2 separate regions of the Mus musculus genome follow, and region 2 is linked to region 1. Evidence: chromatin loops called from intact Hi-C (ENCODE). Cell type or tissue: left cerebral cortex. All regions are shown on one strand.

Evidence for each region. Hi-C counts contacts between places; a loop is a spot of excess contacts. Peaks named below come from ENCODE experiments on the same cell type or tissue, not always from the same donor. Only the 100,000 strongest peaks of a DNase experiment are listed, where the experiment ranks them.
Region 2: it touches region 1 in a loop (2.6-fold over the local background); 5 of 42 quality-filtered maps call a loop at or near these places.

Annotation. Positions count from the first base shown.
Region 1 is chr4:149,803,863-149,811,862 of GRCm38, forward strand. No RefSeq gene overlaps it. Among named protein-coding and RNA genes, the nearest start is that of Gm42354, 17 kb to the left of the region's middle. In left cerebral cortex, CTCF peaks have their summits at 750 and 3,023 (motif pointing right); DNase peaks (open chromatin) are centred at 3,040 and 6,726.
Region 2 is chr4:150,024,765-150,032,764 of GRCm38, forward strand. Gm13067 (a long non-coding RNA gene) reads left to right here and starts at 4,641. Exons shown (of 7, transcript XR_390962.2): 1 at 4,641-4,868; 2 at 5,077-5,134; 3 at 5,643-5,736; 4 at 7,307-8,000. In left cerebral cortex, a CTCF peak has its summit at 6,760; DNase peaks (open chromatin) are centred at 4,488, 4,855, 5,386, 5,821 and 1 more place; H3K4me3 peaks cover 2,113 bases; H3K27ac peaks cover 1,873 bases.

The DNA.
Region 1 (8,000 bases):
TCTCTGAGGAAAGTTCTGGCCCACGAGGCATGTGGGGATCCCGTCTTTCTACAGATCTCGGAGGAAGGAGGATTCATGTAGCTGGGCTGTCAGAGGAAGGCTCGGGGAAGGGAGTGGGGAGTCACAAAGCCAAGCTGTTTCTGATGCCTGGGTATCAAGGGGACCAGAGAGGATTGGGGGGATGAAAATATACTACTCCAAGAATGTGGGGGGAAAGAATAAGGGGTACCTGTTATACCACAGGGAAATGTATGGCCAATGGTAGTCCTCCTATGCCCTGGAGTCTGGCAGCCTGAGGTCTGTATGTTTTCCTTGGGGAAGGGAGCATAGCATTCTACATCTCCTCAGTAAAAGGAAACTGTGAGCCACACTAGGCATAGCTTGAGCATAGAAGATCTCTAATCCTGTCCCCAGAGTGACACACTTCCTTAATAAGTCCACACTGACTCCAACAAGGCCATATCTCCTAATAGTGTCACACCCGTGAACCAAGCATTCTAACACATGAGACCATTGGAGCCATTCCTATTTAAACCACCACAGGGACAATCAAGAGGACTGACAGTGGCTGAGAAGCAAGGACAGGTGGTCTCTGTCCCCTGGACAGGGCAGTTGAGACCTAAGGTGCATGGCCCACTCCTTGCTGACTGGGATCCTCATTAAATTGAATCACTATAAACCCATTCCCCTATCTCTGCTTCCTGAAAACACAGAGGTAACACGAGCTGCCCCCAGAGGCCAGTACATGCACTGAGCGAGGACTAAATGGGTCCCTGAGGCTCCTTCTGGCGCCACTGTGTCCTTAGGTGGCTGCAGAGGAAAGGTAGCCATGGAGGTACTTAGGGCCGGACTGCATCGGTCTGGGAAGCTTTTTTCTGTGTCCCCAGGGCCCTGGCTGCATTTCTCTCAGCTTTCTCCTTCCCTCTCACATCACAGGATAAGACTGATGGACATATGTGGGGGATAGTCTAAAGGAACATGCCTTTATCTGCCTATAACCAACATCAGCAGAGTGGACCACACCTCAACTGAGAAACCCATCCAGAGGTGGTCATGTGTAGATTTAAGAATATTGGTGTCTCCTTGGAAATCGAGGTGTGACCAGAAACAGGGTACAGGGTAGGTGATCAAGGGTTGGGGGTAAGAGAATATTCCAGAGCATTGAAATCAGGGCAGAGAGACAGTTAAGTGAGAAGGGGTCATGGGCTCCTAGGACTTAGGTCAAGTTAGGGAGCAAGAAGGAGAGAGACAGAGAAGGGCTCCCCTTCTTGCCCCATTTTCTCCCCTTTGTCTCACCAGAAGCGTCCAAAAATAGAGCCCTGTTTGTTTGTTTGTTTTTCGAGACAGGGTTTCTCTGTGTAGCCCTGGCTGTCCTGGAACTCACTCTGTAGACCAGGCTGGCCCCGAACTCAGAGATCCTCCTGTTTCTGTTTCCCGAGTGCTGGGGTTAAAGGCATATGTCAGCAACAGAGTCCTTAGCTGCCCAGAAACCCCAGAGTTCTCTAGATACAAGTGTCAGGTTGACATCATTTGAAAGAAGATGTGGAGCTTGTAACTTCTCTATGACAGCACCTGTGTGGTTTCTGTTTTTTATTTTAGACTTAAGATTTATTTTAATTTTATGTTATGAATGCTTTGCCTGCATGCATATAAGGGTACCACATTTATCCACTGCTCTTGGAGGCCAGAAGACAGTGTTGGGTCCCCTGAAACTGGAGTTACAGGTGGTTGTGAGCCACTGTGTGGGTGCTGGGAACTCAACCCAGGTCCTCTGCAAGAACAACAAGGGCTCTTAAGCACGGAGCCATTGCTCCAGCTCCCAATATCTGTTTTTAAAAACCATTCTTAGGAGACTGTATCTCGGTGTGGGAGGGCTTGTCTAGGATGTAAAGAGACCTGAGTTCCATCCCTGGGATCACATAAAGCCAGACATGGTAGTACAAGCCTACACTCCCAGAAAATGGAGGATAGGGTCAGAAGTTCAAGGTCACCCTTGGCTACATGGACAATTTGAGGCTAGCCTGGGCTGCATGTGGCCCTGCTTGGAAAAAAATATTTTTAAATGATAAAAGTAACAGAAACAGAGATCTGGGGACCATTGAACCCCCCTGGCTTTAACCGTGAAACAGTCAGCTTGCTCCATTGTTCACGAGGACAAAGGTTGGGTTAGAATAGACACAGTTCTCATCCTAACAACAGGTTCCAAGTGAGAGAGTAAAGGTGGACAGAGACCCTAAAGACCAGGAGATTCTGATGCAGACAGATTAAAAAATAGCTAATATTTTTATCACTGGTGAGGCCGTCCAGTGGTATCAGTATTGGACTCCGGCTCTAATGTCAGTAATAAGTATGGCAGTATCAAGGTTTCTTTATATTGTGTGTGTGTGTGTGTGTGTGTGTGTGTGTGTGTGTGTGTGTGTGTGAATGAATGCAGTTGCTATGTGTGTGTTTGTGTGTATGTGTGTGTGTAGTGTGTGTCTCTGTGTGTAGTGTGTGTATGCTTGTGTGTGTATGTGTGTGTGTAGTGTGTGTCTTTGTGTGTAGTGTGTGTATGCTTGTGTGTGTATGTGTATGTACGAGCATAAGTGTAGTTGCCATCTGATCCGAGGCCAGCAGTTCCCACTGGAATTGGCGTCAGAGGTGACCGAGCACCATTTTGTGGGCCCAGGGAACTGAACCTAAGTCCTCTCACAGAGCAGCAAGAGTCTCTTGGTTTCCTGATCTTTTGTGATTAAATAGTTACAGTGGGCCTAGAATGCTTTCTGGAGTCAGCTTTAAGATGACGCTGTTGTGGGAGATGGCAGAGATCAGGGTGAAAAGAGACTAGAGTTGTGTGTGTGTGTTTTAAATTTATTTTAGTTGTTTTAAAAAATATACCAGAAATTTAAAAACCTTTAAATGTTATGTAGTAGGCAGGACTAGCGTTCTTGGTGTTCAAAGAGGCTTAGATGACTGAGGGGCAATTCAGTCAACCACAGGCAACCAGCACCCGCATCTGGCAATGGAGTAAATGCTTGTTGCCCACCAGGGGGCGCCCGAGACCATGCTAATCCATATAGGATAGGCCCGTTTGCTCAAAAGCTTGCAAAGTCAGGGCCAAGGCCATGAGCTGAGAAACGCGGTTGACTCTGAGTGTCACTTTGAGAACCTTTGGTTTCCATGTGGGAGGGGGAAGGAAGAGCGAGAGGGAGAACACTTTTGTTGAGGTATAACTCACATATCACATAATCCACCTATTGAAAATGTACACTTTAGTGCGTGTGTGTGTGTGTGTGTGTGTGCGCACGCGTGCGTGAATGCATTGTGTAGACAGGGTCTGTGTTGTTCCCGCTGTGTAAGCGAGTTAGCTGGCCCGTGTGCTAGCCTCCTGGAACTGAGCCATCTCTTCTTGCCATCTCCACATGGGGATTCGAGGATGTCAGCTGCATCCTTCCATGCTAGGTTTTCCGTGGATTTGGATGCTTCAAAGACTTGAGTAGAGTTACCTCTGACCCAGAAGTCCCGCCTCTAGGGAATCTTCCTTCTCAGCCCCCAGAAACCACTGTGCCTTCTTCTGTCTCTGTGGGTCTGTGTACCCTGTGCATTTCAGCATTTCATAGCCGTGGGCTACACATTGGGGGACTCTCAGCTTCTGCCTTCCTCCTCTCCGAGATAGACTTCAAAGGCTCACCCGTGTGTTAGGTGTCAGAGCATTAGCTCTTTTCAGGATGAATAATGCCCTAAGTATGTGTGGTCTGTACTCACTCATTCATTAGTGGATATTAAGTTGTTTATCACTTACAGTTATAGTGCCGTTATAATATTTGCACATGTTTTTGCTTGACCTGTTTAATTTTAATGACTTTGAGACATTTATATCTTTACATGTTATGTGTGTCTGTACAAATGTGTGTGTGAGTGTGCCACAGGACGTTAGGACGACTTTGAGTCAGTTCTCTTCTTTCACCAAGTCGGTCCTGGGGATTGAACTCTGGATGTCAGGCTTGGCCGCAAGGGCCTTGACCCTGATCATTTCACCGGCCTGCCGAGATGTGTAACTTTAACAACACTTCTCCTTCCTTCCTGTGTGCGCTCGTGTGGACACGTATGTGGAGGTCAGAGGGCAACTTGCAGGAGTCAGTTCTCTCCTTTGACCTTAAATGTCTCAGAGATTGAACTCAGAGCCTCAGGCTTGGCAGAAAGACCCAAGGGCCGTGTTGCTGGCCCTTGACTTGCTAATTTTAAAGGGTTAATGCAATGCAAAGCTCTACCCAGAAGAAGAAAACCTCTCTTGGCCAGAGGTAGAATCAGATTTGTAACCCAAATCAGTAAGAACCAGGGTGTCAGATGGGAAGGAGACCAGGGAATACTTTCCGTAAAGTGTAATTAACCCAGCTTGGACCAGCGACTGGGAGCTCAGGGTTGCTACCTGCTGAGTCAGCAGTAGTTAGAGTCCCATCCCCACTACACACTTCGTGCTGCCCCGGTACAGCACCGAGGGATTGATTTCGGGTTCCCTGGGAAAGGTGAGACCTTGGTCTGCAGTCTTGTTACTTCCTGCCCCGCTGATCGAGGCCTGCTGTTACTTAATCCGCCAGAACCTGTGCCTACCTCCCTATAATGGAGCCCTGAATGTCCTTCTGGATGAAACGAGATCGTGTGCTAAAGCGCTCTGGCTGGGTGGAGCATGATCCGCAGACATTTACGGGAGTCCTAGGATGCTGGTGAGCAAGCAGGTGGGCCCCGTGGTTCAGGATCCCTGGCTTGGCTATCTAGGGTGAAGGTGCTTGGTGCAGGAACACAGCGATGCTGAGGGTGATTGGGGGGGGGGGAGGCTGCAGGTTGAGAGGAGGGGAAGAGAGAGAGAGGATGCAGGCTCAGACATGCAGAAGCCCAAGGGAATCACGGAATCATGGGTCCTCCCATCTGGCCCAAGTCGCGCCTGTAATCAGCTGAGGAGGAACGTTAGAGTTGAGAAAAGCGCTCTGGGAGAGGAGAAGACAGTCCTTACCAGGGGGATTTTCTCTTAGGCCTTCCCACGTGGAGTTTGCTGATAATTTTGGAGGGAGTTTTGCCAGGAAAAGGCAATAAAAATGATGGAGAGGCTGGAGGGCCCACTGATGAGGCGAGATGAGAGGACTTGGCCTCTGGATTGATTTAGAGGAGCCGTGGGGCTGGGGTGGGGGTGGGGAGCGTGGGGGAGCTGAGCTGGCAGGTGTTAGGAGAGGAAGTGATAGGACTTCTGGGCACAGAGCCTGCTTAGGAGAGCAGTGGCCCCAGGAGGGCTGTGGAGATGCTAAGGGGCTAACATCCCTCCCATCTCTGCTCATCCCAGACACACTGCCTCCTTCTCAAGCTTTTTTGGAAGCACTGGTTGGTTTTGCAGCCTGGCCCTCCAGGTTATACATGGACTCTAGCCTGGTGACACTGGTCAGAGGTGCGTTCAGCACGGCCAGCTAGGGGTGACTAAAGGCTTTAGTCAACTGACAGGCATTTGACCAGTTCTTCTAGGCTCCTCTTCCCCCTCCATTCCTTCCCTCCATCCTCCCATCCCTCCCCCTTTCCTAACTTACTCTTTTGTTCCTTGCTACCTGCCTTCCCTCCGTTCTTGCGTCCTCTTTTCCCCTTCCTTTCTCCCCATTTTTTCCTTATTTTTGGTTTTTCCAGATAGGGTTTCTCTGTGTAGCCCTGGTTGTCCTGGAATTCATTCTGTAGACCAGGCTGGCCTCGAACTAAGAAATCTGCCTGCCTTTGCCTCCCAAGTGCCGGGATTAAAGGCGTGCACCATGTTTTTCCAAATTATCGAATTCTAATTGTGTATGCATGCACCACCGTGCTTGGGGAGGTCAGAGGGCAATTGTGGGAGAACGTCCTTATGCGGGTTCTAGGGATGGAATTCAAGTCATCGAGCTTGGCTGCAAATGCCTTTATCCAAGGAGCCACCTGGCTGGCCCTTCCCTTTCTCTTTTGGATAATTCTTGCTATGAGTTCTTCATCCTTCTGCCTCAGCATCCAGAGTGCTGGGACCACAGGTATATGCTACTTATATTATTTACTTTCTGCTGCTGTGGTAACACACCAAGGCCAGGGCAATTTACAGAAGAAAGGGTTATTCGAGATTACAGAGGTGTGAGTCCAGTGTGCGGGAGAAACATGGCCACAGGCAGCAGGAGGATGCTGAAGAAACATGGTGGCAGGCAGCAGGAGGATGCTGGAGGAACATGGTGGCAGGCAGCAGGAGGATGCTGGAGGAACATGGTGGCATGCAGCAGGAGGATGCTGGAGGAACATGGTGACATGCAGCAGGAGGATGCTGGAGAAACATGGCCGCAGGCAGCAGGAGGATGCTGGAGGAACATGGTGGCATGCAGCAGGAGGATGCTGGAGGAACATGGTGGCAGGTAGCAGGAGGAACATGGCCACAAGCAGCAGGAGGATGCTGGAGGAACATGGCCACAGGCAGCAGGAGGATGCTGGAGGAACATGGCGGCAGGCAGCAGGAGGAACATGGCAGCAGGCAGCAGGAAAATGGTGGCATGCAGCAGGAGGATGCTGGAGGAACATGGTGGCAGGGAGCAGGAGGAACATGGCCACAAGCAGCAGGAGGATGCTGGAGGAACATGGTGGCAGGCAGCAGGAGGATGCTGGAGGAACATGGTGACATGCAGCAGGAGGATGCTGGAGGAACATGGTGACATGCAGCAGGAGGATGCTGGAGGAACATGGTGGCATGCAGCAGGAGGATGCTGGAGGAACATGGCCACAGGCAGCAGGAGGATGCTGGAGGAACATGGCCACAGGCAGCAGGAGGATGCTGGAGGAACATGGCCACAGGCAGCAGGAGGAACATGGCAGCAGGCAGCAGGAGGAAAATGGTGGCATGCAGCAGGAGGATGCTGGAGGAACATGGTGGCAGGATGCTGGAGGAACATGGCGGCAGGCAGCAGGAGGATGCTGGAGGAGCATGGTGGCAGGCAGCAGGAGGATGCTGGAGGAGCATGGCGGCAGGCAACAGGAGGATGCTGGAGGAGCATGGCGGCAGGCAGCAGGAGGATGCTGGAGGAACATGGCGGCAGGCAGCAGGAGGATGCTGGAGGAGCATGGCGGCAGGCAGCAGGAGGATGCTGGAGGAGCATGGTGGCAGGCAGCAGGAGGATGCTGGAGGAGCATGGCGGCAGGCAGCAGGAGGATGCTGGAGGAGCATGGTGGCAGGCAGCAGGAGGATGCTGGAGGAGCATGGTGGCAGGCAGCAGGAGGATGCTGGAGGAGCATGGTGGCAGGCAGCAGGAGGATGCTGGAGGAGCATGGTGGCAGGCAGCAGGAGGATGCTGGAGGAGCATGGTGGCAGGCAGCAGGAGGATGCTGGAGGAACATGGCCACAGGCAGCAGGAGGATGCTGAGAACCCTTCCTTTACCACAGATAAGAAGCAGAGGAAACTGGAAGTGGTTTGGGGAGTTTGATCTCAAAGCCTAGTAACATACTTTTTCCAGCAAAGTCACACCACACGAATTCCATTCAAACAACTGGGCACCAAGTGTTCAAATGTCCAAGACTACAGGGACATTTCTCTTAAACTACCACAGTCCACTCCCAAGCTCCCACAGAAGAGCCCACCTTGTCTTAGTTTGGGTTGCTATGGCTGTGATGAGACACCATGACCAAAGGTAACTTGGGAGGAAAGGATTAATTTCACTCAGCTTCCATAGAACAGTGCATCATCAACAGCAGCGAGGGCAGGAACTCAGCAGGGCAGGAACCTGGAGGCAGAGCTGATGCAGAGGCCACGGAGGATGCTGCTTACTGGCTTGCTCCTCATGGCTTGCTCAGCCTGTTTCCTTATAGAGCCCTGGACCATTAGCCCAGGGGTGGCCCCACCCACAAAGGGCTGGGCCATCCCCTATCAATCACTAATTAAGAAAATGCCCTACAGTTTTGCCCACAGTTTGTTTATGAAGGCAGTTCCTCAATAGAAGTACCCCGCTTCTCTCGATGACTTTAGACTGTCAATTTGACATAGAAC
Region 2 (8,000 bases), 220 kb after region 1:
TCCTTTTTCTCCTGAGCCATCTCACTGGGCTTTTTTTTTTTTAAGATTTATTTATTATTATATCTAAGTACACTGTAGCTGTCTTCAGATGCACCAGAAAAGGGTGTCAGATCTCATTACAGATGGTTGTGAGCCACCATGTGGTTGCTGGGATTTGAACTCAGGACCTTCAGAAGAGCAGTCAGTGCTTTTAACCACTGAGCCATCTCTCCAGCCCCCTCACTGGGTTTTTAAGTGAAAGAGAAATGAGCTCGTTTTTTTTCTGAAAACTTCCTTCATCCATGGGGTCCCTAACCCTAAGTGCCCAACCTGCAGACCAACTTCCAAGAGATATCTTTGTTCAAAGGATGTCCTTAGGATAGGCCTGGTCCGCTCACCATTCTTGTACAAAGAGACTCGGACAGACAGGAACATTCGCGGGGTACTCAAGAAGAAGACTCTACCTTCAAGCCAGCAGAACAGCCTCATCTGCACTTCCTCTTGCACTCCCAACCCCAGAACTGTGAAACGGGTAGATTCTACTGTCTCAGCCATCCAGCCTGGAGTGCTCTGATACAGCGGCAGACACAGACAAACACGGGCATCGGGGTAAAAGATGGTAGGACACCAGAAGCCGGCCAGCCGGGAAGTAGTCGTGGTAAGTCTATGAGTGGTTGCTATCATTTGTTGAGGGGTATATCTCTCGGACTAGATGGTTTCCCATGAAGAATCTCCACAGCTCTGTCTACACAGGGCACCATCCTCTGTCTACACAGGGTACCACCCCACTAAGAAACCTCTATCTACACAGGGTACCATCCCACTAAGAAGAGCCAGAGCCAGGCATGAACCAGAGAGCCAGGGAACCCCAGACAGCAGCAAGTGCCAGGCTGCAGAGACTGTGGCAAAAGGTGTGAGGAGCAGAGATATGGAAGGAAGCCCTTGTGGGGAGGGGCAGAACTGTTGGCTGAGAGTGCGAAGGCTAGGAGGTCTTGCAGCCTTTGGCCTTGTTGAGGCCTTCCTTTTATCTTAAGCCAAGGGCCCATTTTGAAGGAATTTGGGGCTGTAGAGGTGGGGGCTGCAGGAGCCAACACTCCCAGCCTGTGCCAGAGGACACGGCAGGGGAAACTTCTGCGTCTGTGTCCAGCAACTGTGACACGGAGTTGTAAAAAGCAGCTTCCTCTCCTCTCGCGGTGACCCACGAGAATTTTGCGAGCAGTGTGAAGACACAGATTTGCCTAGAAATGAACAGTTTGACCCAGCCTCAGAGAAAAAACCAGAAGGCTTCTTCTCCATTTATTCACAGGTGCTGTGGGGCCCTATGTTACTCCTGGTTGTTGCTGGGGGCTTAGGAGGAATGACACAACTGTCCTATGGCAGGGAGACAGGAAGACAACCTGCCAGCAAAAGGCGGGTTCGGGGGACATTTTGGTGCAGATGAAGAAATGCAGGCACATGCGCAAAGAGGCCCTCAAGGGCCCTGGAAGTCTGCCCTGTGATAAAAATAACTTCCATTTGGCTACTGGGGCCTGAAGATGCACCCACCATTCCTTTTGTAGTTAAAATGTCTTTGTTCTTCTGTTAAGCACAGACCCCCTTGGGAAGACCGTTCCCAGAAGCCTGCTACCTCCCAACCTCTTAACAGAACAGTTTAACAAGCAAGGGAATGCCAGCTACACTTTAGTTGTGTTGGAGACAAGAGAGACAGCAGCAAAGACTCTGTGGGCAGAACTGCTTTCTTCTCCGTACATGGCATCTGTTTAATACAAACAATGAGCCAATGGGGAACCCCAAAGATGCAGGCGCAAGATGGCCTGTCTGCTCCTTGGGCATGCATGGTTCTGCCTGAGCATGTATAGTGGTCCAGAGCGGGGTGTGAACACTGGGTTATGGTGGAAGGGGTCTCATCAAGGGTGCGTGCATTTGGCTTTGTCACCCCCACGTCCTCGGAGCAGAAGGATCTCCACGTGTGGCCGTCAACATAAAGGACCTAAGAGATCCTGAAGGAGAAGACCTTCATCTTCTGCTGGCACTACCATCTTGGTCCCCTTTCTAGTGACGGTCTTTTTGTATTAGTGACGGGAAAGCCGTGATCCACGTCGCTCTTTCCACTCCCAATGCAGACGCGTGGTAATCCACAGGCCAGGGGACTTTAAATGATTTGCTGAAGAGAATCTCCTAAATCCAGTAGCCATCCTAGCTTCCAATGACCCTAGCCCCAGGCTCCAGGATAGAGAGAGTCTGCCTCATCCTTAAACAGGAAACACGCCGCCTTGACCCTGGAGGTGTGTTTGAGAGCAACCTCCAGCCAGAACATCACATGACTTTAACCTAGTTTTCTCCCTATGTTACAGAAAATAAAAGAAAGGGTGACATCAGTGCCTGCCAGCACCCTTGCAGGGAGCTCGACCATGGCTGCCTCGGACCCCTGTGTGCACATCCCTCCTCTCTTGCTGGCCTAGGCAAGTTTGTCTTCCTATCAAAGTGTAAGTTGATGGAATTGTTTTTGAGGAATAAAAGTGGGGAGGAGGAAGAGAAGGAGGAGGAGGAGGAGGAGGAAGAAGAAGAGGCAGAAAAGGAGATTGTGACCAGCACAGAGCACACGTCCAAAATGCCCGAGGAAGGACGCACGTCAGAGGTGGCTGAAAACTATCACCAGAAAGTTGAGTCAGGAGCACTGGCAGCTCGAACATGGTAAAGCAGAAGTGTGGGTAAGAGCCAGATGGCCTCAAGCCTGCCGCTAATACCTATGCGACACAAGCCTCTTTGTGCCTTAGTTTCCCTTTAGTGTCAAGATGTGCCCTGTGTTGTAGGAGTCAATACCAGAAGCACAAGAGAGGCCAGCATGTGGTTTCACCAGTGGGGTCACCATTGTCACTACCCTGGTGACAATGGTGAAGGGCTGCTCCATTTCGCTGCCATTGTTCTGAGGGGGAAAGAAATCATTGCAAGGTGCAGAGAGATACATTCTGGCCAGGCCAAGAGAGGTCTAACTGGGATCTGTGAGTGTCTCCTGGCTTGGGAAAAATGGTCTTCGCAGCTATAATTGAGATGAGGACCGAGAGGGGCTGGAGAGATGGCTCAGTGGTTAGAAGCACTTAATGATCTTGTAGAAGAACTGGGTTCTGTTCCGAGATCCTAGTTGGTGGCTCACAACTGCCTATAACCCAACATCCAGGGGATCCGATGTCCTCTTCTGACTTCTGGGAGTTCCTCGTGCATATGGTATACATAACTCATGCAAGGATGCACACATACACGCAAAAATGATAACTTTTAAATGAAAGACCTAGCAAAGGAATCTTGGGTTGAGGTAGCCTTGAACCTCTATTATAAAAGGAAAGGGGTGGGGACTCAGAAAGGAGAATATCACCCTCATATAGATAAGGCAGGAGGGCCCCAGAGTTGAAGAGAAGCTGGATCTACCTCAGTCTGCTCACAACTCCCAAGATAAGCTTTCCTGCCCACCCCTCCATTTAGACTTTGGCCCCTGGGTATGGGAGGATGTATGTGATGTATGCCTCCATGTTTGAGGTCAATCTTAGGGAAGCCTAAGGAATCCCATGTAGGTGGGCAACGTTGTGGGTTTCGCCCGTGGTGGACACTAAGGAAGCGCTGCTTTAGATCAGCATGTGTCTGCCCCTCAGTCATAGGGTGGATGCTTGAATCTTCTGCTTCCAGAGAGTTTGTGTTCTTGGCTTGGATTTGCATGTACCTGATCATATCATTTCCTGGGGTAATCTGTGTAGCACACATAAGAAGGAAGCATGCAAGGTCATCTGAGGTCACAGCCAGGGCAGGTCACTCACTCTCAGGGTCTGATGATGGGAGCAGCAAGAACCTTACAGGACCAAGGACCCCAAGTGACCTTGAGGGAGCCCTGGCAAGTCTTGGGTTTCCCACCCACCTAGGGGAAAGATTTGGCTATATACTTTCTGGGGTCTCTTCTGCTATGACATCTCAGGGGTCTCTGCAGCTCCCTTCCTCTCAGACAAGGAAGGGAAGCAGAGGAAGAGGAGGGTGTATCGTCTGGCCGTGGGTGGTCCTGGGCTGTGTCCGCCAGCAGAGTGCACGCTGTACGAACTGTGCAAGCTAGGAAGGTGGGCAAGGGTGCCCGTTGGCCATGGTGCACTGCAGTAGCATGGCTGTATCCCAGGCAGGACGCAGACTGCAGGCTGCAGAGGCGCCCCTCCTGGTCTCTTCCCTCAGGACTGAAGCGGACAGGACTCGGAGTTGGTGCAGTTGTTTCTACTGAGCAGGCTTTTTAAAGGGGGTGGGGGGAGTTATACTTTTCCTTCCCGAGTGTATGCATGTGTGTGCATGTGTGCACATGCACGTATGCAGACATCCACACATAATCACTTTCTCCTTCACTGTCCTTTCTCATACTCTTGAGTTTATAATAAATGTAAAACCTGAGAATACCTTCTTCCCCCTCACCCTCTGCCATCTCTCCGCGTGTCTGTTCTGAGCATTCCCCTGTGGATTAGAGCAGAATGAGCTATTTAACCATATCTGCATTTAAAGTGCATTTTCTCCTGGAACTTTCTCAATTAAATCCTTGCCTCAATCTTAGATGATATTGACTCACACGGAGGCAGGAGCACAAACTTCAGGAGCCAAAGACACCTCAGGGTAAAAGTGACACTTAGTGCCCTCCCTCCACATCTCTTGTGCACACGCGGTTTGAAATATTTTTTCTTTTTAGCGACAATACAAAAGCAGGTGCTTCCCGGACTGTCTGGTGGGCAGAGAGGAGCCGGCTTCTTTCCCCTCTGGGAGAAAGCACCGAGGGCCACCTGTCACTGTCACCTTTGCCTCTGGCTCTGAACACAAAGCTTCAGGAGTCCAAAGAGTCTTCCACCCTCCCTCCTCTTCATCATCTCCAGGTAAGCAAGTCTAGAAGGCAGAACAAAGCCCCAGACGGCTCTGGAGACGTGCCTACAGGAGTGGGCATCCTGCAGTATCAGGGATTTAAATTAAACTGGGGAGGGATGCTGGGGGTGGGTGGGGGGATGGGGAGAGACCAGCCCCGCCTGCAGCACGTTGTTCCCTGCACCCAGCTGACACTTTGATTTTTGGGTCCTGCCTCTCCAGCAGCAGTCTGCAACTTGCCAGCCATCCCAACCGTTCAGCAGCTGAGCAGGAGAGAGAGGTAACTTTCGGGCATGGGTGTGCTGTTGCTGGGTGCTAGTGACGTTTCCTGCCTAGGTAGTTACCTCTCATTCGGTTTTCAGAAAAGCTGTCTCCCCTGAGGCGCTGGAGTCCTCTCTCCCTGCACTTTGCAGAAACTCTGATTTCAATGAACTCCATCTACCCAGGCTCTTTCCTGCATGGCTTGCCAGCCTAGCAGCATAGCGAAAGCTGAGTCAGTTGCTCGCGGGAGTCAATTTAAAAATAATTTAAAATGCTATTTAAATTCTTTGGGGTGAAAAAGCGGGGGGTGTTCTTTCTCGTGTGGGTTTCACGTGTGTGCATCTTGTGTTTTAATTAGCTGTAGAAAATTTAAGTTTGTGGAGGAAATCACGATGGGGGTGTATGATTAAAAAAAAAAAAAAAAAAAAAAAAAAAACTACTCCATTGCAGTCTCCGCTGCAGTCCCAGCAACCTGGTTTAACTGCGGAGGCTCTCGGTACAGTCTCCTCTCTCTTTACCCTTGCCAGAGTCTGGGAGTCTGATCCCCACCTGCAGGGCCTCTCCAAGCTTCCCCTCCACGGCCTCGTCTCCTTACCCACCCACCCTCTGCATAGGACCCGGGTAAGTAAGCTGATGTCGGGGACAGCTGGGGTTTGAAGGAGAATTTGGACACTGCAGCTTTAAGAATGCCAGTGCCGTACTGCGAAATCTTTCTCCTTCAAGTGACTGCAGAACCTCCGCCGTGGCTGCAGTGGGAGGAGGTGGCTGGAGGTGGGGTGGAGGGAGAAAAGGGGTGCCCACTCCCGGGTGGGTCAGCTCGTTGGGTACCTTGACCTGAGATGCTCTCGGCCCCAGGCGAACCCGAAACACAATTGGGGCGCACTTTCTCCGTTAGTTTCTTTCTCACGCGCTGGGGGCGGAGACCCTGCGGACTTCCTGATGAGTTTGGGCTCAGTCCTGCCTGGGTGCATGTCATCTGCTGCCTTGCACATGTGGCTCGCTGGCTCTTTAAGCCCTGTGCACTGGAGCTGGAGAAGGCTGGTCTGAGCTGTGGCGATCTTCAGCAGGGCTTGCACCCTGGGGATGCGGAGGCAGCTCCATGGCCTTGTTCCCGGGCCATGCCCAGGGTACAGCTGAATTTCCCTGAATTTACTGAGAGGAGCGCGGGAGGGGAACTCAGTCGAGATGACTTGCTCTTCCTGGGACAGAGGTTTCTGTGTAAAAGAAAGGATGAAACCCCTTTGGCTGGCAAAAAGTGCTGACTGGCCCGCGCTGTGGAGTGGGGGAGGGGCCCCCCTGAAGAGCTCCCCTAGATAGAGTCACCTGCACAGAAAATGGGTAGAAATGCACTCTGGCTATGGATTCTTTCTGGGCAAGGTCCAAGCACCCTGAGGCACCTGAGCTGTGTCTCTGTTACCCAGACTTCTGTGTGCCCAGTCAGAGCACCACCCCAATGCCGTGGAGCCAGCTGGCTTAGTTCCAGGCTAGTACTGCTGGCGTGGCATCCCAGACGCACAGTACTTGGGTCCAGGTCTGCATTGGGGGGTGATGTCACAAAGGGCCAACCGGTAACATCTGTCTGGCACCGAACATCTGTCTGGCACTGAAGGACTCCGTTCCTTGTGATTCCTCTTTTGACCAGAGGGAGAGAGAGAAAAAAAAAATCCTCGGTCTCATAAAACTTCAGTTCAAAAGCTATGCAGCAAACCTCTCAAATATAAATTCCCCGGGCAGCCTCTGAAACAGCAATCCGTGTTAACTGCTGAGCTGATAGAGGGAAGTGACCTCCACGGGTGCCTGTGGGGTGTTCTGGGTCTGCACTCCCCAGGGGGCTGCTGCTGCCGGGCACCCAGCTCACACAGCACACTACGATCTTCAGGGAAATGTGCACCTCTAGATAAATATTTTATGGGGTGTTGGACCGCATACTTACCTCACCTGGAAAAGCACCAGGGGTTGAACGTAAACCCCCTATGGGCTTTGCACACACACCTCTTTATCCCTGCTGACCAGACTGCCCTTAGCTCATTTTGCAAAATGCATTCCCTGTATATCCAAAACTGTCTTTGATTAATCAACAACTTTAATTTTGGGGTACAATTGTTTTTGAGCCAGCCCAGTGTACCTGAACATGTCATTAGAATCCCCAACACATGAGTTTTGTCTTTTTTTTTTTTTTTTTTTTTTTTAGATCATTGTCCCATGGTGCCTAAGATGGACCTGACTTGGACATCACTAGGCCTGATTCTAGCTCGCCCCAGCTCTGCCCCACAAGCCCAGAAGCTACTAGGGCGTGTCATCTGGCTCTGGACTGACCATTCTCCCCCATCCCTGAGATGGACATCTCTGTGACCTCCCCAACCTGGGGGAGGACAAAAGAATGAGGCAGGTGTGCCTAGGCAAAAGGTTCTCCAGTCTGTCCCTCCCGAGGCAGGGATGACAAACCAGTACTATGGGTAATTAGCCAAGGGAGAAGCCTGCAAGTATCAGCTGCAGAGCAAATGCCATCAGGGGTCCACTGGCCACCTAAAGGGACATCAGATGGTACAGGAAGTTCTGAGAGGAAGCAGGTGCCCAGCATTCTCATACTGCTAAGGCTTGTCAAAGTAATAGTTCATACTGCCAGTGTGAAATGAACAATAGGCCAGACACCTAGCTTCCCTAAGCATCTCACTGCAAGAGATTCTTGCCTTAGACGGGCATTGTCAGGGCCAAAGTGACCACACCAACTTGGTTTGAGGGGATGATATGGCAAGCTAGCACAGCGGCTTCAGAGAGAAACAGGGATGGGGACTGCTGGACCTTAGCATCCTTAGACACCTTTATCTCTCAGTAGCAGGACAGGGAGCCGCTGCTGAGAGGGCAGATGGGTTGGGAGAGCTCGA